4 separate regions of the Mus musculus genome follow, and all the other regions are linked to region 2. A link is a loop called in an ENCODE intact Hi-C map of the cell type or tissue named here. Cell type or tissue: left cerebral cortex. All regions are shown on one strand.

Evidence for each region. A loop is a pair of places that touch in the nucleus more often than their neighbours do. Peaks named below come from ENCODE experiments on the same cell type or tissue, not always from the same donor. Only the 100,000 strongest peaks of a DNase experiment are listed, where the experiment ranks them.
Region 1: a loop joins it to region 2, with 2.2 times the contacts of the local background. A loop is called at or near these places in 3 of 42 quality-filtered maps.
Region 3: a loop joins it to region 2, with 2.8 times the contacts of the local background. A loop is called at or near these places in 13 of 42 quality-filtered maps.
Region 4: it touches region 2 in a loop (2.9-fold over the local background); 2 of 42 quality-filtered maps call a loop at or near these places.

The regions. Positions count from the first base shown.
Region 1 is chr13:114,301,480-114,309,479 of GRCm38, reverse strand. It overlaps Ndufs4 (NADH:ubiquinone oxidoreductase core subunit S4), which reads left to right. Exons shown (of 5, transcript NM_010887.2): 4 at 1,590-1,663. Among named protein-coding and RNA genes, the nearest start is that of Ndufs4, 83 kb to the left of the region's middle. In left cerebral cortex, no CTCF peak of the experiment used is centred here; DNase peaks (open chromatin) are centred at 140, 4,606 and 4,953.
Region 2 is chr13:114,072,749-114,080,748 of GRCm38, reverse strand. All of the region lies in intron 4 of Arl15 (ADP-ribosylation factor-like 15), which reads right to left. Among named protein-coding and RNA genes, the nearest start is that of A430090L17Rik, 75 kb to the left of the region's middle. In left cerebral cortex, a CTCF peak has its summit at 4,588 (motif pointing left); a DNase peak (open chromatin) is centred at 4,581.
Region 3 is chr13:113,885,767-113,893,766 of GRCm38, reverse strand. The region is part of intron 1 of Arl15 (ADP-ribosylation factor-like 15); the gene reads right to left. Among named protein-coding and RNA genes, the nearest start is that of Arl15, 95 kb to the right of the region's middle. In left cerebral cortex, no CTCF peak of the experiment used is centred here; a DNase peak (open chromatin) is centred at 4,442.
Region 4 is chr13:114,383,105-114,391,104 of GRCm38, reverse strand. Ndufs4 (NADH:ubiquinone oxidoreductase core subunit S4) reads left to right here and starts at 3,011. Exons shown (of 5, transcript NM_010887.2): 1 at 3,011-3,146. The coding sequence starts at 3,049. In left cerebral cortex, no CTCF peak of the experiment used is centred here; a DNase peak (open chromatin) is centred at 3,025; H3K4me3 peaks cover 1,780 bases; H3K27ac peaks cover 1,187 bases.

The DNA.
Region 1 (8,000 bases), 230 kb before region 2:
TAGTAATGTAGCCAGCCAATATAAGATTTTTCTTTCCTTACAAGGGGAATTTATGACAGGAATGTATATAATTCTAGGGATCATAATGGAATCCCAGAAAAGTGGCACAGTGACGCCCACCCAGAACTTCATCAGCAGTTTGGGAGACTGCAGATCAGTGAGAGCGCCTTCAGTGTTTGGTTTATATTTCAGATCTTGCTGATGTCCAGTTTACTCAGAATATTTCTTCCTTTTTTCTTCTTCTCAAGATTGAGTAGCATGTAGTGCAGACTGACATTAAGTTCTCTATGTAGTGAGGCAAGACTTTAACTTTTCAAACCTCCTTCCTCCACACCAACGTGCTGAAACTACAGGTGCATGCTTCCCATATGTGGTTTGTATTCAGTCCTGGGGATTAACATAGGAGACATCTAGGCAAGAACTTCACCAGCTAAGCTGTGTCCCTAGCCCTTTACTTGCATATCTCTGACCACATGGTTATACTTCTATAAACATAATAATAACAGCAACATCTTGGAAACTGAGACATTGTAAAAAGTCTGTATGGATTTATAAACTAACAATACCATTCTAAATTGAAGAGCCCAGTTGGATGTCAGGTCTTCAAATGTTTGTTTTTGTTTGAAGTGGACCTCTACCTTTAAAAACCCCACTGTTTAGAGATTTGAGAGTAGGCGCTCTCTTTTTGAGGATTCAGAATATGGAAGCTTCTTAACTGCAATGGTTTAACATCCCATGCAACCCATTGTACATAGAGTGTGTCACAAGTGAAAAATGTGTTTCCTCCAGCTAACCTGTAGAACCTGGTAATTTAGCAACACGGATGTTTACCACTGTGGCCCAACACTGCTCACTGCTTCACTGCACCTGCTCAGCATTCCCGTGAACAGTTACATTTGAAAACCAGCTAGATAGTGGGAGCTCACACCGCTAATCCCACCACCTGCAAGGGAGAAGCAAGCCCAGGCAGAAGCTTATGAGTCCCAGGCTAGCCAGGGCTAGCCAGGGCTACACAGAGAAAGCCTGGCTCGAAAAACAAACAAATGAGTGAACAAGAGAAAGAAAGAAAATCATTTTCTTGGACCGGTGAGCTGGCTTAGTGGATAAAAATCAACTCCTGCAAGTTGTCCTGTGACCTCCACGTGTGTACTAGGGCGTGTGTGTACATGTATACACACACACACACAAATATACACACATAAACACATATACACACAAAACACACATATATACACACACAACACAAAGACATATACACACATTAAGATGTTTTTAAGAGAAAAACTGTTTTGAGTGCACATTGCTCCATCACCATCATAAAGTTGAAAGCCTTAAGTGAACTGATTATAAACTGGCGTCCGCACTGGCGGTTCTACTGCTCAGTAATTCCCTGGCATTGAAAAGTCACTTTGGGACTCTTCTGGAGTTTTGTAATTCAGAGCTTTATCTTGTCATTTCTTTTCAGAGATTATTACAGATAAAATAATTCTGTTATAATTTGCTTGATAGTATAGCAACCGTCTTTTCTAAGCAATGTATTTAAGACATTGATTTTCTTCATATTAAATCATGGGAATTCTTTCTTCTAGCGCTGACCCCCTCTCCAACATGGTTCTGACCTTCAGTGCCAAAGAAGATGCAATTGCCTTTGCAGAAAAAAACGGTATGACTCAGCCACCTGCCTGCCCCTCCTCCCTCCCTCTTTGCCTCCCTCATTCTCTTCCTTCATTTCTTCCTTCCCTTCTCCCCTTCCTCCCTCTGTCCCTCCCTCCCTTCCTTCTTCCTACATCAAGATAAGATTTTGGGGTTTTTTTTGTTTTGTTTTGTTTTGTTTTTTTGGTTTGGTTGGGTTTTTTGTTGTTGTTGTTGTTGTTGTTTGTTTTTTGTTTTTTTGTTTGTTTGTTTGTTTTTCGAGACAGGGTCTTTCTTTGTGTAGCCCTGGCTGTCCTGGAACTCACTCTGTAGACCAGGCTGTCCTTGAACTCAGAAATCCACCTGCCTCTGCCTCCTGATTTCGGGGATTAAAGGCGTGCGCCACCACCGCCCAGCCAAGATTTTGTATTCTTAACCTGAAAATTACTTAAAAATATGAAATTTGGACAGATACTTAGATGGCTACACCAATCCCGTTTGTTTGATAGAAAGAACTAACACCCACACGTTGTCCTTTGACCTCTGCCTGAGTGCTGCAGTGTACATGTGAACGCACAGTAAATACACGTAAAGAAAACATTTTTAAACGGTTAAATATGGAATTTGACCTGAAAAAAATCTTTATGTATCTAACACAGTAGTTTTTAGGCTTGTTTGTTTTTCTCCACATCAAAGTTTCTCCCTGTCCTGATCACAAACTATAAAATGGAATGACCAATGTTACATCCAAGACCAAACTTGAAATAGAGACAGAGGCTCACACATACCTTGTTTCTGAATCTTTCTGCAAAAATTCCTAATACTTAGTCACTTAAAATCTAATTGCATATATGATGAGGTGGTCTGTTTCAGTTTTAACATTTCACTGTAAAGTTCTTTCTTCTTTTGATCTAAAAATCTAATGCCCATTATTCTACCTAATAGCCTATTAATTACTTGAAGGTAGTTATTATCATACTCATCCTAAACTTTCCTTTAAGCTTAAATGTCCACATTTGCTCCTTTAGCAGACGTGACAGGTCTGATACCAAACATGATTCCAGTTGTATGTTACATTTATGCAGCATAGGAACATGTAGAAGCTTTTCCAAAAGTAGTTTATGGTGATCTTGCTATAAACAAAATTTTAAAGTTCTTTAAAAATAATTTCCTGCTATTAAGCTAATACACTGTAGTGGAAAGGAGGCATTGGGGCCAGAGCAGTCTATATCCATTTTTGAAATTATGTGTTTAATTTCATTTTCACAGTTAAGAGTACTTATCAGGGCTTAGTTGTTAGGAATGCCGTCTGCTCTTCCAGAGAACCTAGGTTCAGTTCCTAGCATAGACATGGTAGCTCACAGCTGTCTGTAACTTATACATGTGGTATCCAGATATATTTATATATCTATGTATGCAGGCAATTCACATAAAATTTTAAAATAGTATGTATGAAATGAGACTATCCAGTGTTTACCTGAAATATTGGTAATTGGTAGTGATTGTCTCTGATCTCACTTGCTTCTTTGCATCTTTGCAGTTTGTGTCTCTTGTACTTAAAATATACTACTGTGTAGTTTTACCCAAATAATTGTGTTTGACAATACATGTGTTTGTGTGACTTTTCCTGGGAGATGTGTAAGCCAGTGGGTATCTCCCAGATAAGGCACCAGCCAACAGCAGACCAAAGAAGCTGTTGTACCCGAGTCTACCTTGTGGACCAGTGATAGCTCCAAGTTAGCTATTATTAAACAGCCAACCATCCCGGGGGATGTCCCACAAAAGCTATCTCCTTGATGCTGACTGCTCACTTTGTAGGCAGCCCCACTAAACAGTCTCCTTTCCCCAGTAACTGTTCACTACTTATACAACCTCAATGAGGAGCCTGGGAATCTTACAATTGTCTGGGCTTGCTACGTTTCCTCAGTTTCCTGAGCTGCTTCTCCCTCCACAGATGGGACAGTTAAATTTAAGGAAATAGCTTGACAGTGTGTCGTGGAATCTCCTAAGTTTAATACAGAAAGTTTAATACAGCTAGGTTTCATTGTATGTTATCTAGGAATGAAATAATACCTTAACTACATTGTTAGTGTAAGGTAGTATATGTGAGAAATTAATGTTATCTGCTCCATTTGATGTAAGAATGTGAAAGCACCTTAGATGCCTTCTAGAATATTTGTTGTACTTCCTCATTCAGTTCCACAGAGCCCATGATCTAAAGTCGGTTCTGGGGGTGAACAGGCTAATAGCAGAGCGTATGCCGTGCATACCCTGGGTTTAAAGCCAGACCAACGGTATTTGAAACCATGGCTGGTCACCGTGACTTTGTATGATATTTCTGTGTCCATATGTAAAATGAGAGCTGCTGTGCGGATTAAATGAGTTAATAAAAAGCGAAGTGATTAAATTGGATCTGACACAGCATGCATGAAAGTACATAAATATATCTTGTTAGTAATAGACCAAAGGCTTTTCTTCAAAAGCTTTAAGTGTACTTTCGTTGGACACTTTTTGGCCAAGTTCTAAATTCCTTACATATGAAATTGTTGACTGCATAGCCATATTACTACTTTAATTCAAGATAGCATTGTAAAATATTCCTACATTTTAATTAAGCAGTTCTATTAATGTTTTTCAGCCTTTCAGCCTTCTGTACTTCATGTCTCACACCTTGCAAATTACTCATCTGGGGTTTGTATCATGAGTTCAATAACAGGAAATCTAACTAAACTGTTAAACCCCTGGCTAATCTTTCTCTAAGTGGTCACAAGGCATATATGACTACAGTTGCTATGTGAATTGCAGGCGTGAAGTAGACACTGCTGCTGTTGAAATCAGTTGATTTTCTAATTTGATTTACCTCCCCAGGAAAGAAAGCTGGTTAGTCAAAGTCAGTAGGAAGTGTAACTTGAGAAAACTCAGCAGGCGGGAACTTAGAAAACCCCACTGAGGGCGGATTGACACCCTTAGTCTGTAGCAGAGCTGAGTCACTGCTTCTCGCAGCACCTTCACAAAGCCTGACGCATACACACTTATACCCTGTACCCTGGAAGTAAGGACTCTTTAGTCTCAAGAATTGAAAGCTACACCGAATTTGAGAGTGACGTCATGCTTCATGTTCATGGGGTACTGTGATCTGCTGTGGTTCTTTAATACCTAGCTTTCTGTAACTTTTACGTAGGTAGGTCCTACTTCTTTAGATATACTAGAAGCAAAGTATTTTAGCCACTGCTCTACTGCTGTGGAGGACACCTTCACAGTTGCTGTTCAATGCAACATTTATCAAAGAAAGCATATAAGTGGGTTCTTACAGTTTCAGAGGTTCAGTCTATTACCATCTGGCAGGAGCATGGCAACAGGTGGTGTTGGAGGAGTACCTTAGAGAGAGTTACATCCTGATCTGCAGGCAGAGAGAGACTGCCTGAGCTGTGCTTTGGAAACCTCACAAAGTCCCACCCCAGTGACGCACTTCCTCCAAGAAGGCCATACCTCCTAATCCTGATACCGGTTTCTCTGACTAAGCATTGGACTATATGAGCCTATGGCGGCCATTTTTATTCAAACCACCATACAGGGTCTAAAGAAATGGCTTGGAGGGCTACAGAATCCTCATAGCTTGAAAGATCTTCCTCAGACTCCCCAGCAGCCTTCTCCATTATGATTTACTTCTTTTAAACTATTGTAAGGGACGTATAAATTTTTAAGCCTTCCTTTCCCCCATATCTAACATCATTTTATTGGGAGCTAATGTAATGAAAAGTTAGGTGAGCCAATATCTAAATTACCAGAAGTAGAACATGGAAATGCTTCAAGCAGATGGGCTGTCATATACGTTTGATCCCTGTTCATGGGAGGCTTGGGGCAGGAAGATTAGAAGTTCAAGGGTATCTTCAGCTATATGAGGCCCTATCTCAAAACAAACAGACAGACAGACAGACAGACAGAGGGTGGGGGGAGGAGAGGAGAGGGGAGGGGAAGGGAGGGGAGGGGAGAAAAAAGGAAGGAAGGAAGGAAGGAAGGAAGGAAGGAAGGAAGGAAGGAAGGAAGGAAGGAAGGAAGGAAAAGTCCCAAAGCATTGTTGCATAAAAACTGCTAGATTAAGAGGTTAGCAACTAGCAAGTCCTTCAACATTGCCTTGCCACCCAGGTTAGCTTAGACAATAATGTACCGCTATCCTTGGTCTTTAGTACACATTGTTTTTCATCTTTGAATGAGAAGGTAGGTTGGGTGGGACCACCCCATGACCTCATTGTTTTCTCTGCAGGGAAATGTGTTTGTGTTGGTAAAGGAAACTCAATGGCTCTCCGTATATGTGTACTTTTAAGTAGTGCCAAAAGTCAGAGGCCAAGGTAAAACTGTCACAAAACAAAAAGATAATTTATATACTCAGAATAGTCTGCAAACAATGTATTTTTTTTTTTAGTTTTTCCATTTCCCCAATATCTAAATGTTGATTTTTAAAAAGGAAAGTCCTGATCGTCATTTCCTTGCATAAGCTATGTGTACAGAGTTAGTTCAGTGAGGAGTAAAACTCTCCGACGTGCTTACTTTTCTTTTTGTTTTTTTGGAGCGCTTAGGCAACAAATGTCCTCATAACAAATAACTAAAACCCAGGAAGTGTGAACAGTCATTATCCGTATTTACCACTCAAGGAAACTAAGGTGTAGAGGCATTAAATAACATAACATTATATAACATTAAATAACATTAAGTAGCAAGGTCATGTATTAACAACTTGAACAAATTTTATTTATTTAAAACATCATGGGCTAGTGAGGTGGCTCAGCCAAGGAAAGCACTGATAACCTGAGTTAGTCCCTGGATGGCATAGCAGAAGGAAAGCACTCACTTCCCCAGGTCGTCTTCTGACACACACACACACACACACACACACACACACACATACATAAAGTAAGTAAAAGTGAAATCAAGTCACACTCGTTTATAGACAGGCCGTGCTGGCTCATCTAGTCGATTGAGTTGTTGCACTAGTGACCATCTGCACCTGAAGGCCTAAAAACAATTACTCCTCGCCCATGGCAGACAGTGCTAGCTGACCTCTAGTTAGTTTACTCCTTGCCCATGGTAGACAGTGCTAACTGACCTCTAGTTAGTTTACTCCTTGCCCATGGCAGACAGTGCTAACTGACCTCTAGTTAGTTTACTCCTTGCCCATGGCAGACAGTGCTAACTGACCTCTAGTTAGTTACGGAGTTTTGGGTGTAGAGGATTACGCTCAGGGGCGCCATTCACTGCGCTCTGCTCCAGACACTCAGGGACATCACTCACCACTCACTGGGCTCTGCTCCAGACCTGATCTTTTCCCTGTCTTCTTTTGGTCCATTTCCCACTCCCACTGGGAAAGCTCTTTTCCTTCTAACTTTTAGAAGGTTTTTTTGTTTCTTTGTTTTGGAAATTAAAAGATAATTGCACTATTTTCTATTTTCCTTCCTTCAATCCTCTTGTGTATACCTTCTTCTCCCTCTGTCAAATACATGGCCTCTCCTCTTTTTCTCTAACAATTGTATTTATATATGTAAATATGCATACATGCAAGTCCTCATAATGTTTCTTGTATGTCAATGCTTTCAGAGCTGACCCTTGGTATTGAATAACTAATTAGGGAACTCTTCCCTGTGGAAGACTCTCCTGCTCTCAACATCCCTTAGTTGCCTAGAGTTCGTTATCTTAGGCTAGGGCTCGGTAAGATTTCCCCCTTTCGTGTCAATGTTTTTCGGGATCATTCATTCTCCTCGTTTTCCTTGAGATTTCATAGGTATGGCTTCCCTCGAAATACATTAGGAGATACAATTACACTACAGGCATCCTGCTTCTCTGACTCTGAAAGCTTTTCTGTGGCCTCTTTCCTGGAAACTAGATGCGGACCTTGTATTGTAGGATGAGATGGGACTAGGCACCATTTGTTCTCTGCATTTTGATGAGTTGTGGTTTTCTATAATGGTCTCCACCTATCACAAAGAGATGTTCCCGTACTGCGGGATGAGAACTACACTGGTCTGCGAGGATAGGATCAATCTTGAGAGTGTAGTTAGAGACTGTGCTAGTTTAGTAAAGTGTTAGTTTTAGGCCTTCTCCAAGATCCATTGACTTCACTAGCCTTGAGTAGTTGACTAGGTTTGGAGCACCAAACATGATTTCCCTCTTATTGAGTAGGCCTGAAGTCCAATTAGACAACTGTTGGTTACTGCCATGTCCTTTGACCTCTTACAATGACTTTGCCCTTTATAGCTCCTGCCATGCTCTAGGGTTAAGTCATTATGTAAGATGTAGTAGTTCTGATGTTAAGTTCTAAGCACCTACCAGAAAAAAAACAAAATTTTATTCATCTTTATCTTTAATGTGTTCAA
Region 2 (8,000 bases):
CGCCGTGACGTGGCTTTCCCCCCTTTCCCTGTCTGAGGAACTAATGCTATATCACCTCTGTATCAGCTTCCTCGTTGTAAGAGAGTCAGAGTAGGAGATAACGCTGTAGCTAGGAGCACATGCTGCTCTCCCACAAGACTGCAGCTCCATTCCCAACACCCAAGTCAGGCAGATCCCAGTATGCTGGAACTCCAGCTCTGGGGATCCAAGGCCCTCCCTCTCCTGGCTCATGCATGTGTGCATATACATGCAGTCCTGAATACGTGCATGCATGTAGATGTGCACACACATACTAATATTATATTATAATAATAAATATTAATAAACTAACTTAAAAAATGTTGCTGAATTACTTCCATTTACTTATTTATTTATTTATTTATTTGTGTGTGTGTGTGTGTGTAATTACCCACATAGCTACCAGTGGCTAATTGGCCTTTTCCAATTTCCTGACAAATGTATTCTTTAACCAATTTTTTTGGGTGGGGGCTATGTGTTTTTTTTTTTTAAATCACTGTTAAATCAACAGTAAATTTTTTATTTTATTTTATTTTATTTTAAAGATTGCATTACTCTATGGTAAATTTGCTTATCTCAACTTGAATTCTGACTTTGTAACTTGCTTCTTTGTGGCCAAAATCATTCTCATGATCTCTTCAAGACCCAGAACTGGGAAGAAACTGGGTTTGTAGCTAGGCTACGCTACTTCCTTTAATTACGGGGACTGCCCAGCAACTTTCCTTTGCCCGTGTAGAATCCAGCTCCATTGACAGCAGGGCCCACTCGAGGTCTGTTCTGCTTCCAATGTAAGGGATTTCCCAAGAACAGAACATGAAGTTTAGCTCATCTCCTTACGGAGAATGGCTGGAATACAAACGTTACCTGGACAACTTTAGGAGTGCTCCCAACACTGCAGAAACCAGTGTTAGCCCATGCAACTGTCTACATCAACTGTGCTTGATTATTGTACACTTAAATGTTATACCACCACCAACATGCCCCACCTTCCTGGCCTTTCCACCTTACGAAACAACATTCTTAAACAGAATTCTCCATTTCCCTCACTCTCAGCCTCTGGTAGTCCCCACTCTGATTTCTCTATATGTATTCCTAGATAAGGGGGAATGATAGAAACAGGAGGCCAGAAACTAGGCAGGCTGTCTTAGGGCCAGGGACCTTGATTCTTGTCAGAAACCAGGAATGTCCTTTGCTCTGTCCAGAGATGCCAGAAGCGATTGAGGATCTGGTCTTGGTTTTGGTTTCTTGTCATCTTTCTTGTGCACAGCTGCCTGGGAGCTACAGTGAGGGTGTGACCGTATCTCTAGTCCGGATGACGCCACCATCCAGTTTGCACATTTCAGTTGTTGTGATGAATGGGGCTATGAACACAGGTATACATCACACCTGCTCTTTATCATGGCATTTTCAAACACACACGAACGTAGCATGCATAATATAAATGGACCCATGTTCTCAAGATCAACCCCCAGTCCCAGGTCTCCAGATTCAAGGATGCAGAGATGCCTCAGTCCCTGATGCTCGCTGGTAGGAATGTTCCCGTGTGACTGAGAACTGACCCCCACTGTGACTAGTCTTTGGGTCTCATCATACTAATCGCTTGTAACCACAGAAGTCAGAAAGCATGTCCTCCTCCAATTTACAACTCTGATTGCAGATCCCTACCCTCCAATCCCCAAGGCAGGGTGGCCTGTATCCCAGCCTGTCCTCAAATCTCAAACTTCGCTATCTAACCAAGGATGATTCTGGACTGCTGATGTCCCTGCCTGCCCCTCTCCTGTGCTGTGACTGCAGGTGTGCTACCATGCTGTGTTAATACAGTGCAGGGTTGGAACCCAGGGCTTCCTATAATGCTAGGCATGCATGTAGCCAATGGAGATACGTTGTTGCCAGTCCCTTGTCAGAAATGCTAAGAGCAGAGAGCAGCATACTTCAGATCCACTCAAAAACAGTCGGCTTACTTTGATGGAGTTCATTCATCTCCCTGCATGTGGCCTTATACTTTAGTCTTCAAAACGCACAACGCAAATAAATGAGAGTCGGTGGGAGGGAATTCAAGCCAGAAAACAAACAAACAAAAGCAAACAAACAAACAAACAGAAATGAACTTAAACAGACCAGATAGATAAATTATTACTTGAGGAAGCTATACCACTAGTCCTAAAAAAACAAACCTGTACAAAGCCCTTGAAAATATAACAGAATCTGAGGAAGATGACGATACCTGCTTGCCTGCGTGGTGGGCCCTGCAATCTGACCTGGCAGATTGCTCTCTTACCACCCACTAAGCAAAGTAGTTCACACCCTTAGATCTCATTTTCTGCCTCTCTGAAATGGAGAAAATAAAACATACATTGTTCGGCTAATGAAGGATAAAAGATAATGTTTCAAAATGACCTGGCACACGAGAGAGTGGCACGAGTCTGGGAGTATGTGTTGCATGCTCACGCTGTCCGATTCATGTGTCATTATCCCGAAACTCATTAAGAGGCAATTCTTAGATTTCAAAATTTTTGTGTTTCACAAAAGGACAGCCCGGTTTCCTGTTAGAATGGGCGTCACGGTGCTCTCTGGGCATTTGGAGGAAGTCACGGTTGTTAGCCTGGCCAACTCACGGCTGATATGATGTAATGCCACCAAACTCCACAGTCCCCTTCTGAGGAGGCTCATGCCGACGTCTATGCTTGTGTGTGTGTATCCCTGACAGTTGCAAAGCTAGGCCTCAGCAACAAAGAGACACAACATTGCTCAGACTGATGCTCTCTCTCCTCGAGAAATCGACAGTCACCGTGTCCATAGGCTGGCAACTATATGAGGCCAAAGGATCCAAAGCCTCACTCTGAGACAGAAAAATGAGACTCACAGAACCATGTGACGTAATTAGTGTTTACCCAGAACTCTGATATGCTCATGCAAAAGGCACTTTGAATGTAAACATTTTTTTCAGGGCTCTTGTTTTGTGAGACCAGATTGAAAGCAGGGCAGTAATTAGCATGTTAGGATGGCAGAAAGGGTTTTAAAGAAGGTGTGCACGCAGATGTCCCCCGCTGAATGAGGGGATGCAAACAACCCTCTGCAATCAAATGATTGCTAAATAAAACTTGTTTCTCGGGTGGGCATCGGTGTAGACGATACATCAGGAAATCTGGAAAAATGGATGTACCCAGGCTCCCGAACAGCCAAGGTCTCTGTACAAGTAAGCCTTAAATATTCTGTAAAAACTCCAATTAATTTCAAGCGCTAACAGCCTGGCTAAGATGGAAATTCTTCAGCAATTAGCCTCATTCCCAACAGGATCAAATGCAAGCAGCAGCCAAGGCAGTTTAGCGCCCAAGCTCGGGGTGTGTTCAACGGGAAAACTGCTGAGTGCTGAGTGTGAGCTCTGTACAGCGCTGATATTCCATACACGGCCCTGTGGGTGGGCACTTTCATACATGTGAACACACACACACACACACACACACACACATGGGTGGGCATTTGTGCCCACCGGTGGGTATTTTCTGGAAACAGATGCACCCTGTTTAAATCCAAAGTTTTGCTTCCGAAAAAAATTGGAGGTAAATTGAATTTTTTAAAAAAAAATTTGTTTTTAAATTGTATTCTCACATGCCCCCAGGAGGTTCGTATCTCGGGGAACCCTGTCATGAATATTCTTGCAAGTAAAGAACTGTTTCATGATGAATTGAAAAGCACCTCTAAGTCACCTGCAGCACTGTCTTTGCTTTGTCATTTGGAAGTTGTTTTGAGACACTTTAAAAATAAAACAAAACCACTTTTCCTCTTTGAATATTTAATTTCAAAATATCATATTTTCTTTTTTAATCTGTTCTGGGATTCATTTAACTTATTTACTCTCCCCACCCCGAGAACACAATGCCAGTTCTGGAATGGAACCAAAGGGCTAAGTGATCTGAATTTCCTGTGAGAATTTCTTTTATTTACAGTCAAATTTTAGGAACTCCTATGAGCTATTTGGTAGGGAATACGTACATTTTTGGATTTATTGAGAAGGAAAGAATTCCTATATGGGAGGGAGGGTATAAGCAACATGATATTGCAGCTCACCCCAGTCAGGCAGGATAGAGTCAGGGACATATGTGTCAACGAGACAATCTACTGGAGACATTTGCTATAGCTTCAGTGGGCTGTGTAATAGTTCACAGTTGAGTTAAGGATCCCAAACTTTCTTGATCCATGAATTTGTTAGTCTTGGACAGTTCTCATAGTGTCTCTTGGCCAAACAAAATACCCAACAGCTCATTTATTAAGTAGTTAGGTTCAAACAATTCCTAAGTAGCTGCCTTTGTGAGCTAGTAGGAATTTGAAGAAAACAAAACTAAGAGTTAAAAAACAAAAGTGTACATTTATTTTTAAACCACAATTCCTTAGGAAAGGTTATGCATATCTGTCAGGCCCTGTGGAACTTCAAGTCTCAGGGTCAGACTGGATGCTTCCAATTGCACAACTTAACCTCTATTACCTACCTTACAGTGTTTGCCTTTTATGTCCCCAAACTCAACCTTAGAGAGAGATGACATCATCAAAAGGAATGTAGCGCCACCTAATGTTGAAACTGTGAACTACTTCAAGGTACCAGTGTGTTGGGGGTACGGGGGAGTTGGAAAATCACCAACTACTCCATGTTTTACTCTAAAATTCCAAAATATCCTCTATGGAGTAACTGTGGTACGCTGGGGTGGGAACTACAAAGTTAAACGGTAAAAAGGGACTTTGCATTTTTCTGAGTGATGGAGTCCCGTGCTGAGATGTCAGAGAGCAGGTGTGCGCACATGCACACGCACACATACTCAGTGCCTAGCACTAAGTGGTGGTTTCTTACTGTAACACAGAATTGAATCTATACCAGCTTTGATGTATACCTTATCTTCAGATGAGAGCGGTGACACCCCAGATAGCTCGCCCTTTGAGAATGCTTGTATGACAATCTCCATGCAAAGGCATTAAAAACCATGTTAAATTTCAGTTTTGCCCACATGTTTCTACGATTAGGTGACTTGTTTAGTTTGTATAAACTAGAACCTTCTTATGTGACTACTGTTTTGTGTTGTAACATAACCTAGTATCCAATACCAACACGGCCACGGAATTAACCATTATAGATGCCTATCGGTTGCTAATGAAAAAAAATACCAGGTATCTAAGCACAATGGCTGGAAGGTATTGATACGCTGCACTAAAAGTTAAATATTAAGTGGTTAGATACTAGACATTAAACACTTGCTTTGTGAAGAGACCCTCGAAGCATTAACTCGGGATGTTGAGTAGCAATTACAGATGGTGCCCTCCAGTAAGCAGAAAGTGGGGGTTTTTCTTCTGAGAGATGGCCCCGCTCCTAGTCTCTCTACAAAACGGCGACTCTCTACAAAGCCTCTGACTTCTCTGTACATGGCCACTGCTGACCCAACTGCCGAGTGAGTCCACAAGACTGGGTTTGCTATTATCTCAGACTTTCCCTTTTCCCATTTCAGGTCTTTATTTGAGGTGGATGGTGGGTAGAGAAGGGATTGAAACAGGCTCTCACTATGTAGCCAGGCTGACCTGGAACTCACTATGCAGCCAGGCTGGCTTGGAACTATGGCCGTCCTCTTGTCTGTCTCCCTAGGACTGGAATGACAGGTGTGTGTGCTACCAAGACTAGCCTTTTTTGTTTTTTTTCTTTTTCTTTTTGTTTTAAAACCAACTCTGGTCAACTATGACCCTGCCTTTTAATACTTCCTATACATTCTCTTCATTTCCCATTTCTTGTCCCCCAGGGCTCTCCTCTTTCTCCCAGTTTTTATCTGCAGACTTACTCTCCTCTCTGCTACTTTGCAAAGGCCTCCCACACAAATTTGAGGTAACAGCAATTTAGCAGCATGCCTCCGGTGGAATAATCAGCCATCCTGATTCGTTAGAGTCAAGTCCTGGCTGAGTCTGGGATTAGTGATGCTTATCTCCTTAGGACCATGGCAATCTGCAGTCCCAAAAGAATTACAGGGGCGGGGGGTGGGGTGGGGGGATGCTCCATTCAGTTGCGTTAAGTGGGTCATTTTTTAATCAGCAAGGCCCAGAACTGCATTACCAATGTGGATTAAAATGAACTCAACTCGAATGGCGGTGTGCTCATTGTTAAGATATTTGTGGTTTGCTGCAGCAGGGAAGACCCCAGGTCCTAACTCAGTGCAATGGGGCGAAATGAACCAATGGAGAGGGACTGTAGTGAGAAGGACGTCCTATGTAGTGACTGCAGTGGCTTTGAGGCCCCACATTCGACGGACTTGTATTCTGTTATTTCCAGACATGCTGAGATAGAGCATTCCATCTCATGAACATTTTAGCTCATTTGAGGAAAAAAAAAAAAAAGCAAAATAAACAAACAAACAAAGAAACAAAACAAAAAACCCTAGAAGCCTTTTTCCAGTGGCAAAGTCGTTTAGAGAGTTTAGCTTCTGATTACTGTAATGATGCAATGTAACAATATGAAATTCTTTCATAATATTTAGGAGTAAGTTATTACTGGTGGAAACGGTAATGTTTCCTAACAAACCAAGGATTTCAGGGACAGACCACCCAAATGTATTATTATATAAAGATGTCAGTTACATAATTACATGAGAAAACAACACATTTTACTTTTTTTGTTGTTTTTTAACAACAATTATCCTCCCTGGGGAAGAGGGGCAGAATTAGCTGCTTAGCAGAGTGCCTCCTAGGGGCACCAATTATCTCAGACACATTCAAACCAGGGCCTTGAAAATGTACATTAAACCAGAGAGAGAGAGAGAGAGAGAGAGAGAGAGAGAGAGAGAGAGAGAGGGAGAGAGAGAGAGAGAGAGGGAGGGAGGGAGGGAGAGGGAGAGAGGGGGAGAGAGAGAGGGAGAGAGGGAGAAAGAGAGAGAGAGGGAGAGAGAGAGAGGGAGGGAGAGAGAGAGAGAGGGAGGGAGGGAGAGAGACAGAGAGGGAGAGAGGGGGAGAGAGAGAGGGAGAGGGAGAGAGGGAGAGAGAGAGAGAGAGGGAGAGAGAGAGAGAGAGGGAGAGAGGGGGGGAGAGAGAGAGAGAGGGAGAGAGAGAGAGAGAGAGAGAGAGAGGGGGGGGAGAGAGAGAGATGGAGAGAGAGGGAGAGAGAGAGAGGGAGGGAGAGAGAGAGAGAGAGAGAGAGAGAGAGAGAGAGAGAGAGAGAGAGAGAGAGAGAGAGAGAGAGAGAGAGAGAGAGAAAGAGAAGCCCTTTCTTAGCCCTGTCCCGGACTTCTGCCCTGTCTGAACTGCTCTGTGAGACCACCAACAGTGAACGGGTTTCAAAACTCCAAGGCACAGTTAAACGCAGACCATACTGGCTCCCTCATCCTAAGTTTTACTTTTTTTCTTTCTCTAGAATTACTGAAAAGGTCTTCTACTGGGCTGAGATGTGGCTCAATGATAAAACACTTCCTTAGTCTACACGAGATATAGTGAGCACAGCTTTGAAGGTCCTTGCACCCGCAGATCTCCCGAATGTTAGAACAAGGAACGTTGAGCACAAAGGATTGTCTTTCCAATAGGAAAGACGCAAGAAAGCTGGGAATTGAAAGAGTTTAAGAGCCTGGTGATCTCGGATATCTCAGGGCCAGGCCGTACGAAGTGCCTACAACCAGGACTGGAGATACCTAATATTTAAATGACCCTACATTATCTGTATAGCCAGAGGTTCCCCGAAAGCTCCCATAACCAAGACCAGAGGTAGGTAATAGCCCAGATGACTTCTACGCTGTCTGCATGGCGGAGACTGGGCTAGACCCTTCCTTAGGCCTTTAAGCTGGTATAGGCGGCCTATCTCTAGAACCCATCCTCTTGGAATAAATGACATGCACCCTAAGTTAAGTTTCAATGTAGTCATGCTTCCTTATGCACCGGAAATTATATTATCCTCGGAAACTTTTATCCAAGTTAAACTGTGTTTATTTGTTGTGGATGAACCACCAGGCAACACACCGCAGTGGCTT
Region 3 (8,000 bases), 190 kb after region 2:
TTTCTGTCTCTCTGTTTTTCTCTGTCACCTCTGTCACGCCTCTCTCTCTCTCTCTCTCTCTCTCTCTCTCTCTCTCTCTCCCCAACCCCTCCCTCTTCAATTCCTCTTCCTCCTCCACCCCTCACACATACATACTTGTTACAAACCTCAGGGGACACAATTTAGCTTTCGATATCAACCATCCAGAAACAAGATTGTCCCTAATCAAGCAGACAGTTTTTGGTAACCTTACATGGGCCTCTGTTTCTCAGTAATGCTGACTACTGAAATCATTTTTCCAGTCACTGGAACCCTCAAGTATTTTGGTACACAAATGAATGCTTCCTAGAGCTGCATTGTGAAGGTGAAGTTTCCAACAGTCCCCTATGAGGCAGAGCACACACAAGGCCTCCATAGCTCCACAAAGCATCCTTGCTGCTGGTGGAACGAGCACACTTATTCAGAGATTATAAACTTCCCAGGACGGGGAGGAATCATGATGTGAACTCAATGACAACCAGAGCGTATTGTTTTCCTAATGTCCAAGTTGGTGACGTCTCACACTGCTCAGCCACACAGTCCAGTGCTTGTTTTTAATACTATAGTTCTATAAATTCCCCAGACCTGGGAGTTGCTACCTACACGCCACAGCAAAGTTGAGTGCTAAAAAAAACGAGTTTCTGAATTATAAATGATTTTCACTCTAAGAGAGAGAAATCAGGATCTATGTTCGTAAAATATTAACCAAGACACAAAATGTCCCACTGTGACAACAGAGGTGGAGAAACGAAAACGAAGGCCCACACTGGACACACACAACCATCGTCTCTGCCAGACCCCACTCTATCCCAGGGCTCCCATGGGAGGCTTGAAAGAATCTGGACCGCCCATGTCTTCACGACCCCCCCACCTCACCCCCAAACACTTCTGACCTCAGAGTGAGCAAAGGCTTTTGGCGACAGGTATTGCTCTGAATCAGAACCTGTGGTACCTACATCTGAAGGTTATCAATCATTTACGTGGCATTTAAAGCAACTCCAGGCTAGAGCCTCCTTAGAACCCTTCCTTATAACCTACCTAAGGCCTAGTCCACACATTCAAAGTTGCTGAGAGTGGTAATACCATGGCAAGTTTTATGCCCCGCCCTGCCCCCATTTCTGTGTGGGTGAAAACATTTAAAACCTGAAAGTTTCCCTTCGTATTTTTAATCAATGGTCAAAATTAAAGCCCAAGTTCTCAACCCTTAGTTTGAGGCAAGCAGAAGTCTAACAATTGACACTGAAAACAAATAGAACAGTTGTTCTCAACCTGTGGGCTGTGACTCCCTTGGTGGCCAAAGACGCTTTCACCGGGGTCACCTCAGACCATCAGAAAAAAGAACAGATTCATAACAGCAGAAAAATTATACTTAGGAAGGAGCAATGAAATTAATTCTATGGCTGGGAGTCACCACAGCATGAGGGACTGTATTAAGGTGTCGCAGCATTAGAAAGGTTGATAACCACCATGCTAGAATAAGTGTGGCTTGCACACTCTCTTCAGGTAGGAACATGGGATTGATGGTTAGCTTGCTCCCAATTCCCATGTACTTTTGACAAACCTGCTATGAGCTCTGTACTCAGTGTGAAGTCTCTGGCAAGCATGTTTGGTTTGAAAGATCACTGCATTTAATCTTTAAACATGAGAGGACCACATGTTAATCAAGTTCCATGTGAAGGCACCTGTTGCCAAAGAAACTGCTCCCAAGATACACAACTAACATGATCTGGGATTTGAACATGGGTGTCCATCTGCTTACAAAATAATGGTGGTGATGGTGTTGGTGGTGACACTATACTGCCCCTCAGGGAAAATTCAGGGAGGATAAAACACTAGTGGATAGTTTTTTCTTCCTAATAAAAAAGAGTTTGGGACCTGTACCTGGATCCTAATATACCAATGGCCCCACATAGTGCTGCCCTTTTGCTGGAGGGTCCATCTTGCATTGATGAAAAACAAGTCTTTGACTTGTTAGTGTGGAATCCTCCAGGAACCAGGTGGGGCCATACTCCTTTAAATTGCAAAACCTGGGTCCCACTCAGAACGTGATAGCTGGCATCTCGTACAAGACCAATCAATCATTCAACAAGTCTTATTTGAGTGGCACCACCCTGAACTGATGTTTTGCTGTGTAGTACCAAAAGGAAGAAAGCTGTGTTCCTCTCCCCTCGGACCTTCTGGTCCTCTGGAAAGGAGAACCAGACTTACAGGAGTGCCATTAAACGTTGCCTTCCTCATGTTCATAATTTTCTGGAGGGAAAAGAGAGGCAGCCTCACTTGTCTGTATCCAGCAGAATAGAGGCACCTGTCTTCTTCCCTTACTCCCCCCACATTTGCTTGAGCCATTCCCCTACTTCTCCTACTAGTATTTCTTTGGCTTAATCTAGACTAGGGGTTCTCAACCTGGGAGTCACAACCACTTTGGGGTCAAATATCAGATATCCTACATATTAAGTATTTACATTATGATTCATAACAGTAGCAAAACTAGTTATGAAATAACAACAAAGTAATTTTACGGCTGGAGGTCATGAGGAACTGTATTAAAGGGTCACAGCATTAGGAACGTTGAGAATCGCTGCTCTAGGTTACGTTTAATTAATAAACTTTGGAAAGTTCCAGTCAGGATCGCCAAGCGCTACAGAGCTAGGAGCTAAAGGCTTAGTCTTCATGCTATCTGCGCTAAGGTTTGGACTTGCCATCAAACTTAGGGGTCATAACCTGTACTTCAAGTCAGGTCTCACCCATCCTCAGTAAGCCAACTAAAAGAGCCAAATTAGAAGCAGAAAGCAGAGAGAGAAGTCGTATCCAATGCATGCAGCCACTTTGGGAAGAACAACAAAGGAATCCAGCAAACCCCTCAAGTCCACAGGGTTCTGAAGTGAGATCAAAGTTCAAACAGAGGATCCGCATCTTGCCCTCCACTGACCCATCATTATCACAGTCTTAGTTTCATCTTGCAAGGTGGTCTGACAAGCTGTTGGAAATGGGTGGAATCTCTTTCAGAAAGACAAATTCGCCCTCTGGCTGATGCCCTTCCCTCCTCCCAACATGAGATGGGGGGGGGGGAGATTCCCATTTCTTCGTGAACCATTATTTCAATGGTCTGATAGTCAGATTGGGAGACACAGTGTCCCTTGAAGATACCCTCATTCCTGACAGACCAGTCACGGGCCTAGTAGTCACAATGCCCACAACTCTGAAGGGGGACGCTGGAACCCTGGTCCCTTGCTTTCTTGCTTGCTTTCCGGCTACCATCAGAGGTGTCCTGCCAGATGCCTCGCTCTATCAGTTACTTCTGCATCTCTGGGACAAGACACCAAATAGACCCGTGGTTAGGTCTATTCGCTTAGGCCCGTGGTTTACCGCGGAGAAGGCAAGGCATCTCAGCCATGGCTGAGGGTAACACAGTGGTCTGCTCACGTGGGCCATGCACCGGCAAGCCAAGAGAGACCAGAACTAGGGGCAGTATGACCTTCAAGGGACCTATACTCACCATCCAGGCACGACCTCCTCAACATCTCCACAGAGAATGCCCACCAAAACAGCAGCAGAATCGGGGGGAGGGGGAGAATAAATATCCAAACCCTGAGCTTGTGGGGCACGCTTTGGATTCAAATTCAAACAACTGCCTCACCATTAGCCCATAGAGCCCAGAGACCACAGACAGAAGCCTTGCCCCACCTTCAGGTGGGTCTCCTCGGGAACTGTGTCCGGGCAATGGCAAGCTAACAGAAGACAATAATAAACAAACAAACCTTAGGAGAAACCATTGACAGGCTTTATAACGATCACGTGCAACATCTAAGCCTGCTTAATCCTGCAAGCTACATAATTTGCATACAGCCCCAAGACTGTGCAGGGGGAAAGAACGGATTCCAGGACTTAAAGTAACCAGGGCTCCTTTACAGCTACAGCTTAGAGACGCTGCCAGCGGGATTGGCGTCCTGAGCTGATAGTCTTCGTTCGTTTGATCAGAATCGATTGACTGATCATTCACCCCAAGAAGGAGATGCTGGAGGTGAACAAGGAGGATAGACTCCCTGCCCCCATGGACGTTAGAGTACAGAGAGGAAGCCACACAGTAAGAGGGGAATCACATGAATGGACAGTTAAGCTCTGAGAGCTGAGCACTGTGAACCTCGAAACAGTTTAACAGTTAATCAATTATACATCCAAAACTTGGGGGGGGAGGGGGTGCGGAGATGTCTGACAAAGGTAGCCTAATTTAGATGGAGAGCCTAGGGGTCGGGTGGGGCTGACTTAGTTGAAAGTAGGAGTTACCAGACGGAGAATAAAGAGAACAGGGGTTCAGGTTGAAGGAGCAGCAGTTTGCCCAAGGAGGCAAAGGACTTGATTCGCTACAGAAATGGAAAAGTCTGGTGTGGAAGCGGAGGAGCTGTGAGTGGGAGAGAAGAATGGGAGCAAGAGAAAGATACAGGAAGCCAAATACAGGAGTGCAGCCATGCCAGCACCTCCTGTTCCAGGACGGTAGGCTCCGGTAGGCTCCGACAGCCTCCATGTAGCAATCCAGATGCAGGATGCTGATAGTTAACAGCCAAACCCACTCGTGAAAACACCGAGCCACTCAAAAGCACACTGCACGCTGTGGGTCCCCTTTTCTGATCGCCCATGCTCCCCTGAGAGACGCCTTGCTCTTCCTGAGGAGAAGGCCAGTGACCCAAGGTAAGCAGACAGTGAAAAGGGTTCCAAAGCCACTGAGAGGAGGGGAGAGCTCGTGACCCACGTCTAGCGCGCCCAGCTCCTCCTGACTGCAAGGGTACTGCTCCCTGTACATGCACGAGAAGAAGGAGACTCTGCATCTGCTCATTAAGCCTCTCTGCAGCAGACGCTGGGACCTGCAACGCTACCCCTCCCTAGAGACACAAAAGGCACAGACTGTCGCTCAGGACCGCTGCTCTGCGGAAGCCCTCATGCCGTACAGACGTAGTAGCCATCCTTTGGGCCGGAAGACTGTCACGGAGGAAAAGAAGGAACGGACTTCTAATCCAAGGGGCAGGATGAATACTTGCTCCTGAAACTGCACCCAAATAAAATTTTAAAATAATTTCTAAATTGTTGCAGAGGCTTTAGACATCAAAGACAGCTCCTGTTCCCAGGAACATGCAAGACTGTAGTTGATCCTCTGCACGCCTGACACTAAACCTAAACAAGCAGAGTAGAGAAATGAACAAATGGCCCCCACAGGAAGGGACAGCACCCCAGGTGCAGGACAGCATACTGCCGAAAGCAGACTAACTCAAAGCTCTTCTAAGACGGGATTGGATTTCAGGTCCTCTCTCCAGCTTCAGGGAGCCAGACAACGAATGGCCCAGCCACCCAAGACTTCACATCTTTTTCCTGAAAAGACCAAACAGGGTCTCGCCTCTAGAATTCCTCAGGCATGAGTTACAGGCAAAGCACACAGCACTAAGAAGAGTATGGTGCGACTGTAGCAGGGATACCAGGTACCCAGCCCTACAGTAGCCTCTGAGCCCTGGCTACCAGGCTTATCCTCACCAAGCTGGTGCTTCTTTGTTGGAGAATCTAACCAAAGCCAAGAGAAAACACCTTAAAGATCTGATGACTGAGAACCCTTCTATTAGAGGCAGGCAAGGACCTCCAGACGTCTGAGAAAAGCTATTAATAAAAGCAACAGGCAACAAAAACACAGAAAAAAGTAAAGGCGTGAGAGCTCGCCAGTAAGCAGAGATACGGCATATAAGCCTATAGCCAGGCAGTTTTAAAGTCTAAAGTTAAAAGACATGGGGGTGGCAGGGTAAGCATGCAGTTGCCAGGAGAGTACTTTCCTGGTGTGCACAAAGCCCCAGCATTGAACCCCAGAACCCATAATCCATGGCAGCACTGTCTGCAGCCCTAGTACCTGGAAGGTGGAGGGAGGGAGGAGGCTCAGGAGTCCAAGGGCCACAGCGTTTTTCTCAAGAAGTACACAGAGAAACAATCCAGCCGTTCAGAGCACTGGCAGCTCTCGCAGAGGACCCATGTTCAGTCCCTGGTCCCCCACACATGGCTCACAACTATCTGTAACTCTGCTTCTAAGGGGACCTGACACCCTCTCCTGGCAAGGGAGAGTGACAGGCGTGCACATGGTATCCAGACAGACAGACAGACAGACAGACAGGCAGGCAGGCAGGCAGACAAGCACTCAGAGGCATAAAGTAAGTATTTTCAAAGCAAGTAAATGAGATACGTGGTATCCACGAGAGGAAATCAGCAATGCCATGTCCTAAAACAAGCAGGAAAGGGGAGGTGAAACTTGAAACACAAGAAAAGTCTCTCATTTGAGGGGGGCGAATCTCCTGGAAAATAGGACCCAATTGAAAAAGACACACAAAAAGAAGTGTTGACAATTAAGGCCCTCGCTATAAAAAGAGCCAAGAGAAATGGGAAGAATTCCAAGCAGACTTTGCAGAACTTAAGGATTTGAATTTTCCCTCCCCTCAAAGGGCCTAGCCCTGGCTACACACAGGGCTGTAGAGCAAAACACAGCGTGGAATGTAAGAAAAACTACAGTTGCCAAACACAATTAGAAATCAACAAAATCCTGCCAACCAAAAAAGGCTAGAGACAAAGGCTCGAGGACTAAACAGAACGGTGCCTTGAGATGCCGCACCAGAAACTTAAAAACAAATGGCACAATGCCTTTGAAATCGTGAGGGAAAATAATGGCCGGCCTAGGACTCCATCCGCACCCACTAAGGCATCAATCATGAGACTGATAAGAAAGGTCTCAAAATCGTGACCTCCCATGCACCCTGGGGTGAGCGAAGAAAGAAGACCTGGATGCCAGAGGGGACCTCACAGGAGAAGGGGTCCCCAGCACAGCAATTCAGGGGCCAGGGCCACCACAGATGACAGCCACACAGCCCTAGACAGCCATCAGACCAAAAAGAAGCAGATCGGGGGCTCTGGGAGAAGGAAGAGTCACCAAGAAGGTTAATCTGACAGGATTTGATACCATCCTGATTATCACATTAGGAAGAGAAGATCTGTTACGACTCGGGGTGGAGGTGGGGGTGGGGGGAAAAGGAGCAAACGCGAATAAATCAATGACATAGCAACTAAGGAAATATCACAATAATTCACCCTAAGGGAAATCAGATTGGGGGGGTGGGGAACGACACATGAGCGTGCTGCAGCAGACGGCAGCCATGTCAACCATGTCTACCATTTTTTTAAAACAGGACAACGAAGAGACTTAGATCTACCCAAGTCCCCAGCATTAACATCCTGGCAGTGGCAGGAAGAGGTGAGAGAGGGGAAAAACTGTTTGCTGAGGAGAACAAGGAGAGGAGAATGTTAATCCTCCGTCTGAGGCTGGGAGCCACTGAGGATGTCAATCAGACAGGCACGAAGCAGCAGTGTGAACACACTGACCAGGGACACAGCAATAAAGAAAAATAAAAACAAAAACCAAATAGTTGAAAATAAACAAAACCGGAGGAGGAGAAGGAGGAGGAGGAGAAGGAGGAGGAGGAGGAGGAGGAGGAGGAGGAGGAGGAGGAGGAGGAGGAGGGAATCACAGCTCACTTTTACGTGTCTATGAAATAATTTGACGTTTTAAATATATATTGACCTAGAGCCCTGATTTTTAAAGAAAAATTACTAAATAATACACAAGGTAAGAGATGTGGAATCCGACTCAGTCTACACTCATGTATCCACTTGTATGTTCATGAAATCATTAGAAAACTATGTATGCCTGTATTCGGCAGTGCAGTAGCACTCTTCTTCTCAAAGGAGTATCTTGAGGTCTTTGTTACTTGAAAGAACGTTTAATGAAGAGAAATTACTCACCTCCAATCAGCTGAGGTGCCTAGACCCTGGCCAGACATGCTGGATTAAAAAAAGACGAATTTGTGAATGCTATTTGTAAAGTCAACATTCTTCCCAGGCCTTTGAAACTGGCAGTCTAATTTTTTATCTGTTATTAATTCATAACAAAAAAAAAAACCAGCTAC
Region 4 (8,000 bases), 310 kb before region 2:
CGTTCCTTCTCCTCCTCCTGTTTCTCCTCCTCTATCTCCCTTGTTGCTTGACCTTCCCCTGACCCAAGAAGCCTTTCTTTTCTCATAAGGGATTTCAGATCCTACTGGCTCTGGACCAAGTAATGTGCTAGCTGCAATATCTCTTCAGGGAAAGCAAGTATACAGCAGTTTTGGTCTCGTTTTGTAGGTGTTAGGTTCCATCAACAAGGAAGAGGGAGGTAGGGAAGGGTCTGAGATGTAGTTGCTACCTTATACAATGATATAAAGTAATAGGTAGGATCTGGGGGCCTATGGGATAGTGAGGGAATTGGCAAGAAAGAGTACTCCAGTGAGCAACAGCCTATGGAAGACTGGGGCATAAGAGAGAAAAACTTCTGGTGAGCAGAGTGGAAGGAGTCTGGTGAAGAAGACCGGAAATAGCCTGTTTTGAGAAGATCAGGTATTTTTCTCTTTGCCCCAAAAGCAATGATAATCCCCGGGAAAGAGTCATAAATCAATGTTATATAAATTGGTGTTCGGGATAGTCCAGTATGGACCGTGGTATACATTTAGGTAAAAAGTGAGAATCAAATTATATAGCTTGGTAATTATTGTAAGTAAAAAGAAAAATCTTTATTTGGTCAATATTTATTGCAGAATTTAAAAGACAAATTTTTCCTGGAGGTAAGAAAAGCCACTAGGAAATTGATCTTCGGGGCTGGAGAGAGGGCTCAGCAGTTGAGAATTCAGCTGTTCTCGCAGTCTTGGGTTCAATTCTCAGCACCCACACGGCAGCTCACAACAGTCTATAAAACCAATTCCAAGGGATCTGACACCCTCACACAGGCATACATGCAGGCAAAAACATCAGTGCATGCACAATAAAATTAAATAAGCCATAAAAAATGAAATCAATCTTATTTCTCAAAGGATTTTTGCTCTTGCCTCCCTGGTCATATTATAGAACTTCCACAAACGGCTACAACGTACAAAATGCAAAGCAGAAGTAAAAGAAGCCTGGAAATTCATACAGAAATTTCTAGGGTGAGATTGAAATTGGAGGTTAGAAAGAGCCTCCCAGTGAAGGGGACATGTGAGAAAATTATAGGAGGAAGGACAGAGACAGAGAGCAGGGGCAAGGGAAAGAGGAGATCACTGGGAGAAGAGTATTCCAGATGCTAGAAAAGCATCCTGGGCCTAGAGAATGTCCAAGGTAAAGTCTTTCAGACCGAATCATGCCTGGTATATTGGGAAATATCTATTGGGTTTAGAGTATAGCAACTGACGGAGAACAGAGTAAGTTCTAACAGAGTAAGTGAGTAAAGTCAGGAGTCTTTTTCCCTTCCAGTGTTAGGCCTGAACTCAGGCATATGTCCACGATAAGCCAATGCCATACCACTGAGCTACATCTTCGTCCCTACATTGGCCTTAAAAAATATTATAATAAGGTGTCTGGCTTTTCCGAGGATGAGCTGAGCTAGAAAAGGTGTTTAGTAGAAAAGAGGGGAATGTGTGACTTCTGACCCCATAGTTTTGATTGCTGAGCTGAAGCAGATTGGGCAAATGCAAACATCCCTGCAGAGGGGGACTGTGGTTTGGATCAGAGTCCTACTAGGAGAGGCAGGGAACATAATCAAATTCTAAATACATTTCAAAGATGGAGGCAAAAAGAGCAACCAAGGACCACCCTAAGAGGCTCCGCTAGACAGCTCAGTGGTAAAGTACTTGCCACCAAACCTATGACATTAGTTAGAATGAGAAAACTGACTGTTGAAAGCTGTTCTCTGACCTCCACATGTGCCGTGGCACCCATTTGTATGCATACATACATAAATAAGTACATTAAGAAAGAATCATGACAGGTATTGTGAATACCCAGGCCAACGCTATATCAATATGAAAACTAATGTTCTCCCATCAGTGTTGGGGTATCGTTTGAGAAACAACGTTGAAGACATTAGTGGATGAAAAGGTCTGTGAATACTCTGGAGGCTGAAGAAGGAGGGTGGTAAGTTGAAGTCTAGCCTGGATAACATCGAGAGATACTGTCTCTTACAAGAAACAAAGAAGCTAGGAATGTAGATCAGTGATGAACTGCACACCTGTCCCTGGATTTGACATCGCAGACTTGGAAACAAAAAGAAAAGAAAAGAAAAGGTTTGTTGAAGCACTGAGGAGCCAGGTGCGATTAGATAGGACACTTAAACCTGGTTATCGTTTATAATCTTTGCTTTTTGTTACTTTTAATGGCCATTGGAATGGAATGGGTGACAAATGGAAGGGATGATGGAGATAGGAAGAATAATCAAGATGGCTCCGCCCCTTTTCCGGGTGGGGCGCGGGGGGGGGGGCGAGGTGTTTGCTTGGTAGTTCCAGTGACAACCTTCCATACTCTACCCTCAACCTCAAATCAAAGGCTTATAAGAGCAGATCACCAAGCCTTTGGTACCTGTATGCTAGGTAGGCAAGCACTCTACCAACTGAGCTACATCCCCAGCCCCCACTAGATTTCATGTAAATCCATATGGTCTTTCTTTCTTTCTTCCTTTTTTTTTTTTTGCGAGGCTAGCTTTTTAGTGTGGAAAATATGATTATTATAACTACAGACCATCAAACTGAGTGCAGCCTGTTCTGAAGGCTTGCAAACGGAATCTGGCAACACTTTGGGAAAGTACTACTTTAGTTTCTCAAAGACTCAAGAAGCCCTCCGGCTCTTCCAGTGGGCCCAGCCTCAGATATTCCGAGTTCTTTGAAAAATTATGAGTTACAGGTGTTTACATTTTTCGAAGCGTTTTCTTTTGGGCTTCTCAGCCTCAATGTAAATGACCAACCTTACTAACAAGGATTACTTTCTATAGAGGCATCATTTGCATTCACTGAGTCCTTTCATCCATTTCCCTCTTTAGTTCTTTCAGCTAGAACTTTAATTTCTTTTCTAGGTCCTCAATCGCAAAAGGAAAACAAACAGAACATGCCTCTGTTTCACTGCGGCCGCATTGCTTTGAGAACGGAGGAAGTGAGTCCCTAGCGGGGATCCGTACTCGCATCCTGGCGTTTGCCTACAGGAAGATGGCGGCGGTCTCAATGTCAGTGTCGCTGAGACAGGCGATGTTGGGGCGAAGGGCAATGGCTACAGCTGCCGTTTCCGTCTGTAGAGTTCCATCCAGGTAACATAACTGTCAGCCTTGTCGAGCTATTCATTCAGGGTTCCCAGGTCGCTCCACTTTGGGGGAGGCTGGGCCGGCTGGGCCCCGGAGGCGGCCTTGGGAACGCGTCCTCCCTTGACCCTTCCTCGGGATGCGGGGACCGACGCTGGTTTCCGGCGAGGCGCCTGCGGGGCCTGGGGTTCTGCAGCTGCGGACGGGCGAGGGTCTGTGCGGAGGAGCTGTGAACTGGATCGTGGCTCCTGAGAAGGGGAGGAGTCTGGGCGACCTCTCTCCCAATGTCCTACATCCCTTCCGCTTGTCACCTGCTTGCCCCATTCCAGCCTGAAAGGGTAAATCCCTGCTATCCTTTCCCTGGCTTTAGTTAATATCGGCTGGGCTTCCAAACAGAAAGGTTGTTGTATTCATCATTGTGCATAAGAGGAAAACTTCTCAGGACTTCAGAGTTTATAGCAATATCCATCGGAAGGTTACAGCGTACCTGTTTTTTGTCTTTCTAACCAGTGCGTTCCAGTCTTAAGTTCCACCACGGAGCTACGCTCTCAGGCAGCAAGGTGGCTTTTATTTTGATTTGTTTACTTCGTTTGTTTGTTTGAGACAGATCACACTATGTAGCCCTAGATGCCGGAAGGTTTCTTGTGGTGACTGCCCCCTCCCTTCCCCCCCGCCCCCCTCCGCAGCATTGCTCTATTTTACGTAGTCTCTGTTTTCCTGGGTGTATAAGATACTGGGTTTTATCACTTGTTTCGAAGTTTGCTCCTGTGAAGAGTGGCCTTGTATTGACAGCTGCATGCTGTGGAGACTACATTCAATGTTCACAGTGAGGATGGGTCTGTAAGGGGTGGGAAGAATGTGGTACAAAAAAAAAAAAAAAAAAAAAAAAAAAGGAAAAGTCTGGCACACTGGTACAAGCCTTTAATGCCAGCCAGCTCTGGGGAGGCAGAACCAGAGGCGGCTGGATCTCTGTGAGTTCCAGGACAGCCAGAGCTACTTAGAGAGACCCTGTCTCAAACAAGACCAAACCATTAAATACCTTTAAGAAAGAAAAAGGGAACTAGTATCTATCAAAATGCTTGTTAAATTAGTGTTAAGCTCAATACAGAGGGAATACAGAGTTAAAGTGAGCTGGTTGGAACTTTTGGAGACAAATTTTGATGCAGTTTTAAGTAGTGGTTGTTTTGTGGGAAAGAAAAGGTTGCCCTTAGTAAAGTCAGGAGATTTGTAAAAGGCCTCAGGGACTGGGGATAGAGTTGAGTTGGTACAGAGAGTGCCTAGAGTTCATGATGTACTGGCTTCAGTCTCCAGCACCTAATAAAACGTTCCTCGGGCACATAAACTCTAATCCCAGCACTCCAGAGTTGCAGAAAGGGTGGGGCGGGGGCTTTTCTGCAGACAGTAGTAGAGCACTATATCTATCTATCTATCTATCTATCTATCTATCTATCTGTAAATAGATATATATATGCGTGTGTGTGTATATATATATATATATATATATATATATATATAGAGAGAGAGAGAGAGAGCGCAGTCACTGGAAAATAAATACTGTAATACTGGTGGAAAGTAAAAGATAAATTTGTAATAAAGTGTTTTACACATGAGGAACTTGGGAAAAACCAAATTGTTCTCTAAGATAAAATACTCCAGTGATTACTTTATGCTGACCTAGTTTAGACCTTTCCCACTTACACATTATGGAGATTAATTTACATAATGTAATACTAATGTGCTCATTATAGAACTTGAACTGAAAACAAATTTAAGGGACCATTAGTGTATTTCTCAACAGTTATGTTAGTTGAAGTTAAGATAATACTTGATTTTACAAATGGGTAGCTATTACTACACATCTAAATGTAACAGGTTTTCCTTGTAAATATGTTATTAGAGATTTGAAAATAGCATATATATAAGTTATATAAGATCGTGCTTCTTTCGTAGTTAAAAACATTAAAACCCAGAGGAAATAATTTTGACTGTACACTACCGATTTTTTTTTTTTTTTTTTTTTACTTTTGTATGTGCATCTTACTGGAGACAATTATGCTTCCCCTCATGTTTATATGGAAACTTTTTTTTTTTTCTTTTTTGAAACAGGGTTTCTCTGTATAGCCCTGGCTATCCTGGAACTCACTCTGTAGACCAGGCTGGCCTCAAACTCAGAAATCCGCCTGCCTCTGCCTCCCAAGTGCTGGGATTAAAGGCGTGTGCCACCACCGCCCGGCTTATATGGGAACTTCTTACTGTATATGCTTAAGTTAATGATTTGTAAAGACTGAATAGAAAGAAATCCAACCCATGGGGCAATTTAAATGTCAATTGCTTTTAAAAAAACTTTTTGTGATCCTTAAAGAAATGAAGGTGAGCCAGACCTGTGAGGCAGGTGGTGAGGGAGCAAGAGGTGAGAGGTAGAGGAATGGGAGCCAGTGTCAGTGGTCGAAGGAAGCTCTTACCTATGACACTGACGCTTGGATTCAATTATAATGACAATGTAAAGAAAAAAAAAACCAGCATGTAAGAAAGAAAAAGTAAAACCACGGATATGTGTCCTGACAGTCATCCGTTCGTGCCCTTACCCTCCCTAGCCATCCTAAGGAGTTTTCTGGCAAAACTTGTACCTATTTAAGATTCGAGTCTATCAACAGATAAGTTGGTTTCTCTTTCAAAATAGTTGACATGTGGGACTTAAGATTCTTGTCCTGTTTGTTTCCCCATCATTTTTAACACGATCATGCATGAGTGTATTACCTTTCCTCATAGGACTTCCCAGATTTAGACTGATCTTGTGTTTGCCTGCAGCATGGCTCTTAGGATAGCAGAGCCCCAAAGGCTGTTAGCCTTTCTCTGTGATGAAGTGTAGGTGTATGAGACTTGAGTGAAGTCTCTTTTCTGCTCCCAACCTCTGGCTGTATTTTGTGGTTTCCTTTCCCACTGTGCAGTTGAGCCTGTAGAGACTTCCAGTGAGGAAGTGGCTCGAGGACACTTGTTGACATCAGTTCTGTGTTTACTATACCTTCATGGCAAGGGAAAGTCTAAATTGGTAAACATTCTACATCACTAGGTTGGTTTCTATCTACTTTACTAAATATTTACTTATTTTGTATGTGTATGTTTGTATAATCATTTGGGAAAGTAGATCTTAAGAGTCATATTAGTGAGAGCCAGGTAGCTACTAGCCTACAGAAATGTGAATTTAAAAGAATTATTTGGCCAGGTAGTGGTGGAGGCCTTGAAGATATGGGCACAGGGGAAAAATTCCTGAATAGAACAGCAATGGCTTGTGCTGTAAGATCGAGAATTGACAAATGGGACCTCATGAAACTCCAAAGCTTCTGCAAGGCAAAAGACACCGTCAATAAGACAAAAAGACCAGCAACAGATTAGGAAAGGATCTTTACCTATCCTAAATCAGATAGGGGACTAATATCCAACATATATAAAGAACTCAAGAAGGTGGACTTCAGAAAATCAAATAACCCCATTAAAAAATGGGGCTCAGAACTGAACAAAGAATTCTCACCTGAGGAATACCGAATGGCAGAGAAGCACCTGAAAAAATGTTCAACATCCTTAATCATCAGGGAAATGCAAATCAAAACAACCCTGAGATTCCACCTCACACCAGTCAGAATGGCTAAGATCAAAAATTCAGGTGACAGCAGATGCTGGCGAGGATGTGGAGAAAGAGGAACACTCCTTCATTGTTGGTGGGATTGCAGGCTTGTACAACCACTCTGGAAATCAGTCTGGCGGTTCCTCAGAAAATTGGACATAGTACTACCGGAGGATCCAGCAATACCTCTCCTGGGCATATATCCAGATGTCCCAACTGGTAAGAAGGACACATGCTCCACTATGTTCATAGCAGCCTTATTTATAATAGCCAGAAGCTGGAAAGAACCCAGATGCCCCTCAACAGAGGAATGGATACAGAAAATGTGGTACATTTACACAACGGAGTACTACTCAGCTATTAAAAAGAATGAATTTATGAAATTCCTAGCCAAATGGATGGACCTGGAGGGCATCATCCTGAGTGAGGTAACACATTCACAAAGGAACTCACACAATATGTACTCACTGATAAGTGGATATTAGCCCAAAACCTAGGATACCCAAGATATAAGATACAATTTGCTAAACACATGAAACTCAAGAAGAATGAAGACTGAAGTGTGGACACTATGCCCCTCCTTAGAATTGGGAACAAAACACCCATGGAAGGAGTTACAGAGACAAAGTTTGGAGCTGAGATGAAAGGATGGACCATGTAGAGACTGCCATATCCAGGGATCCACCCCATAATCAGCTTCCAAACGCTGACATCATTGCATACACTAGCAAGATTTTATCGAAAGGACCCAGATGTAGCTATCTCTTGTGAGATATGCTGGGGCCTAGCAAACACAGAAGTGGATGCTCACAGTCAGCTATTGGATTGATCACAGGGCTCCCAATGGAGGAGCTAGAGAAAGTACCCAAGGAGCTAAAGGGATCTGCAACCCTATAGGTGGAACAACATTATGAACTAACCAATACCCCGGAGCTCTTGACTCTAGCTGCAGATGTATCAAAAGATGGCCTAGTCGGCCATCACTGGAAAGAGAGGCCCATTGGACACGCAAACTGTTTATGCCCCAGTACAGGGGAACGCCAGGGCCAAAAAAAAATGGGAATGAGTGGGTAGGGAAGTGGGGGGGAGGGTATGGGGGACTTTTGGGATAGCATTGGAAATGTAATTGAGGAAAATATGTAAAAAAAAAAAAAGCTAAATTTCCAATGCCTTCTGTTTTCTTCGTTTAGCAAGGTATATTCTTTATTTAAAACTATTAGCTGGTTCTTATGTTTTCTTGT